2 separate regions of the Homo sapiens genome follow, and region 1 is linked to region 2. A link is an interaction called in ENCODE POLR2A ChIA-PET data of the cell type or tissue named here. Cell type or tissue: PC-3. All regions are shown on one strand.

Region 1 (2,500 bases), 1.8 Mb before region 2:
AGATGTCCAAAATTATTCATCTTAAATATTTTTTGTTTTTTTTATAATGGTACAAAAGTGGAAAAAGGCCAAGTGACCATCAACTTCTAAATGGATAAATAAAATGTTGTATATCCATACACGAAGTACTGATACATGCTAATGTTATCGGGGGTCCTTGCTCCCAGAGCTCCCAAGACGGTGGCAGGCCACTTCCAAAATGGCAGCAAGCTGCTTCCACTTCCAAGATGGTGGCAAGCCTCGTGTTCTCTGAGCTGGGGTTCTTGGCCTCACGGATTCCAAGGAATGGAATCTTGGGCCATGCAGTGAGTGTTGTAGCTCTATTAGAAGCCGTGGGTCACGGAAGAGAACCGTAGAACCCAGTGACTAGTGTTCAGCTCGATTAGGACGAACTGGGCACTTAGCAGTGCAGGAACAATGGCAAGCATTTAGCCCGATTGGGAGTGGCAATGGGCGCCTCACTGGATCGGGAGCACAGCAGACACCCTGCCGCATCCGGAGGGATGGAAGTCAGCGGCAGGTCTGCGACAGGGGCAGCAAACAGCAGTGGTGGACGGCGAGCGAAAGCTCAGCTCGAGCCATAACAAACACAGGCCAAAAGAGAGTGCAGTTGCAAGATTTAATAGACTGACGACAGAGCTCCCACACAAAGGGAGGGGACCCAAAGAGGGTAGCACCCCAATGCCTGGGTTTATATCCTGATCATTGTTCCTCCCGCTGTGCTCTCAGGCAACAGACAATTGGCTATTTCTTTACCTCCTGTTTTTGCCCAATTAGCATTTTAGTAAGCTCTCTCTACTATATGATTGGTCGGGTGTGAGCTAAGTTGCAAACCCCATGTTTAAAGGTGGAAGCGGTCACCTTCCCAGCTAGGCTTAGGGATTCTTAGTTGGCCTAGGAAATCCAGCTAATCCTGTCTCTCACTATTACATGATTGAACTTTGAATGTATCTGTTAGGCCTCTGAGTGCAAGCTAAGCCATCATAACCCCTGTGACTTGCACGTGTACATCCAGATGGCCTGAAGTAACTGAAGAATCTCAAAAGAAGTGAAAATGGCCTGTTCCTGCCTTAACCGATGACATCACCTTGTGAAATTCCTTCTTCTGACTCATCCTGGCTCAAAAGCTCCCTCACTGAGCACCTTGTGACCCCAGCCCCTGCCAGCCAGAGAACAACCTCCTTTGACTGTAATTTTCCACTACCTACCCAAATCCTATAAAATGTCCCCACCCCATCTCCCTTGCTGACTCTCTTTTCTGACTCAGCTCACCTGCACCCAGTCGAAATAAACAGCCTTGTTCACACAAAGCCTGTGAGGTGGTCTCTTCACACGGACGTACATGAAAGTATCACGTTAATTTAAAGAGGCCAGCTGAAAAAGACCACATATTGTATTATTCCATTTATATAGAAAGTTGAGAAAAAGCAAATCTTTAGATATAAAGACTAGATTAGTAGTTGCTTGAGTATGGGGGTAGTTGCCTGAGTATGAGGATAGATTAGTAGTTGCCTGAGTATGGGGGTAGTTGCCTGAATATGGGGATAGATTAGTAGTTGCCTGAGTTTGGGGGAGTATTAGTAGTTTCCTGAGAATGAGGATTACCTGTAAAGGGAACCTTCTAGGAATGTTCTAAAATCAGATGCTGGTGATGATTGCACAAATAGATAAATTTGATATGAATCATAAATTGTACACTTAAAATGGGTGCATTTGTGTTTTGTAAATTATATCGAATGAAACATAAATATTTTACACCAAATTATATTTCTCTGACATATTTTAACTAGCTGCCACAGGGTCAGCAAATGGAAATGCGCCTGCAAAGTCTTTTGTGGGGGAAATTTGCATCTGTTGAGAATCTCCATTAATGCAGCTAGGCCTTCCCTTTCTAGGCTTTTTCTGGATCCAGGGGAGATTAACTTAGAGTCTGACATCTAAAGGGTATGAAAAGAGACATTTACTATCCATCCTTTCTGAGAGCTACTACCTACAAGGCTTCATCTGCATAACAAGGCTACCTTTGCTACCCAAGCCTCTTCTTTACTCCTGCCCCATAACCTGTCCTGGCAGTAAAACCTAATTTACCAATATTACCTGTGTTCGGCCACACTCTTGGCCTGCATTTTTTCTGTAAAGTCAAAATGACATACGAGATTTGTACCTCATAGGAAGCTTGGGTTTTCATTTTAAAGACTCCCATGCATACACATTAAATAAGTTTGTTATACTTTTTCTTGTAATGATCAATCTCCTTCCAGCTGTGATTTTTCAGTGAACGTTTAGGGGGTCAAGGGCCTTGATTTCCCCAATACCTCACCAGAATTATGTACCCCTTCCTCTTTGCCCAACCTTAATCTGATTGTCATTCTCTGTAACTGACTGAAAAATACAGTTAACTCCATTACCCATCTCCCCACTGACGCATTAATCTGCTTTTATATAAAGCTGAATGCTCTTGGAGATATCACACAAAGTGTTAAGTATTTCAAAATCATGA
Region 2 (2,500 bases):
GGAGTGGCAAAGGGCTTTTTTGGCAGTGCTTTGGCTTCATGGATAAGGTAGCTATCATTTTCATAGTAGGCTTAGATGTGGAGTGGCAGTCAGTGTTTTGAAATGCAGCCTTTAGTGGTCGTGGCTAATTGGTTATAATGTCCTTAAGCATACAATAAATTGGCCATTTAACATATTTTTACTTGATCTCTATAACTGGGGAAATTCTAGCTGTGTGGAGTAGAAACTTGACATTTGCTACTGATAATAGGAGCCCTTTGGAGCCCCTTGATTGAAGGTGAGACTGATTTCCCTTGAGAAAGGACATGAAATACTACCACAAATGTACACTTTAAATCTTCCAAGGCTTTCCTAAAGGGACTTGCTGTTTACTGGGAAAAAGCCCAGACTTTTGAAAATTAATAAAAATGGGTCCTGGATTAATCCCTGGGGGGACCGCAGTGCCACTCTGGCATATCAGTTCGAGTCAAGGCTTATGGAAGTCGCCTGGAAAATTGACTTCCAGCTGCATCCGCATCGCCATGGGTCCAGTGGCTTGGCTGACTAGTCCTGTGATTTTCCCACTTCCTGAATGCATGATTGCATCAAGCCTGGAAATTGGCAGAATTTTCACATTGACCCCTTGTGGAGTGAGGACTATTTAGGAAGACTAAGTGGAAGCCCCTGAAACTGCCCTTCACTAACAAAAGACAAAACTTTAAGCAGTGCTACATCCCTACAAACATTGCACAGAGCAGGGCTACCTTCAAAGACTTCAATCTCAGTGGAGAATATAACATCTCTTTTTGATTTGCTGATTGGATGAATGGATCTTGGAGATCAAATATGGAGTAACATAATCCTAATCAGAGAGTGACTCTTAGTTGCTTTGCTTTCCAAAATGTAGTATCAGTATACATTTGTCACCCCATGTCCATGGGGGATATGTTCCAAGGCCCCCAAGTGGATGCCTGAAACTGCAGATAGTACTGAACCCTACATATACTATTTATTTGATCTGATAACTGAGATAGCTACTAAATGACTAAGTGGCAGGTAAAATAGACAGTGTAGATACATCAGATAAAGGGATGATTCAGATCCCAGGTGAGATGGAGCTGGGACAGTGTGAGATTTCATCACACTATTCTCAATGACACACAGTTTAAAACTTATGAATGTTTACTTCTGGAATTTTCCATTTAATATTTTTGTACCACATTGACCTCAGGTAACTAAAACTACAGAAAGTGGGTGACTCCTGTAGTCCTTTGCACCTGGAATGCCACAACTGATACGGCATCTTTTTTTTCTTGCTGTGCCAGTTAGATTAGAGGCACATTGTCTTCAGCTAGTGAGAAGAACTGAACACCTTCATTGTTTTAGGGCAGGGTGATAAAAGTCTTCTGATCTCATCATAATATGGCTCATGGAGACCTTGACCATCTAGATATGTAGAAAACATCTCAAACTAGTACCCTAAAGCAAACATGCTTTTGAATCTGATGATCAGGAAGTAGCAAGTAGGTGGTTTAGTAGGACTCACACGTGCCAGATGTTGGATGATAAACTCTGTGCTTTAAAGTTGGTAATCTTGCAAAACTTAATTTAATACTGTGTTCAAATATTGATTCAACACTATTGAGTCTATAGGTTTTTTTCCCCAAATGACTTGTGTTTAATTAAATAAGGAAAACAAAGAACTTGATAGTAATTTGAAAAGAAGGTACTTGCTTTGAACAACTTACACAGTATCAGACCTCTAAAATACAAATTTCTCTGTAGCGTTTTGACTTGAGCTTCATTTTTGAATGGAGATTTTTTTAATTGAAGTTTTTCAACTGGAAAATACATTTAGGAAATTTAGTGTATTTATTTTACACACATACTTTCATATGTAAAAGTTAACATAACATTTACAAATACAACTCTGTAGTTTAATGCTTTATATATAAAAGTAAGAATAAAAGTTATTTTGGAAAACTTTAGAAATAAACCAGAGTTTTTGCCTTCAAGTTGTTTATGATTGATTATACCTAATGCTCTTAATCAAATAAAATCTTGTTTGTATTTAGCAAAATAATAGATGGCTTCAGAAAATAAGTACTTATATAGATAGGAAAGGCAAATTTGTACAACTCTCACCTTTTGTTCAAGTGTAGAAACAGAATCCATGCCAGCAATTTATTGAGTATTTACTATGAGCCAGGTACTGTTGTAGATAATTGGAATATAGGTGTGAACAAGGAGACTATAAAGCTCATACATTTGAGGAGCTTACTTTCCAGCAGCAGGAGACAGGCGATACACAATAAACATCACAAATATTGGATGATAAATGCCATGGCAAAAAGAAAACATAGAAGAATATAATAAAAACGGGAATTGAGTGTGGAGGGGCAGTTTTAAATAGGCGTATTTCAGGTTAGGAACTATTGAGAAGCTGACATTTGTGGAAAGACCTGCAGGGGAATTAGTCATGCACTGTCTGGTGGAAGAGTGTACCAGACCTAAGAAATGG

The links. Peaks named below come from ENCODE experiments on the same cell type or tissue, not always from the same donor. Only the 100,000 strongest peaks of a DNase experiment are listed, where the experiment ranks them.
Region 1: POLR2A ChIA-PET joins it to region 2 with 5 read pairs; 1 of 35 experiments calls an interaction of 5 or more read pairs at or near these places.

What each region holds. Positions count from the first base shown.
Region 1 is chr3:83,513,341-83,515,840 of GRCh38, reverse strand. No RefSeq gene overlaps it. Among named protein-coding and RNA genes, the nearest start is that of LINC00971, 1.4 Mb to the left of the region's middle. RefSeq lists an enhancer at 443-1,642. In PC-3, no CTCF peak of the experiment used is centred here; a DNase peak (open chromatin) is centred at 1,190; H3K27ac peaks cover 1,344 bases.
Region 2 is chr3:81,733,555-81,736,054 of GRCh38, reverse strand. All of the region lies in intron 1 of GBE1 (1,4-alpha-glucan branching enzyme 1), which reads left to right. Among named protein-coding and RNA genes, the nearest start is that of GBE1, 27 kb to the left of the region's middle. In PC-3, no CTCF peak of the experiment used is centred here; a DNase peak (open chromatin) is centred at 1,104; H3K27ac peaks cover 1,138 bases.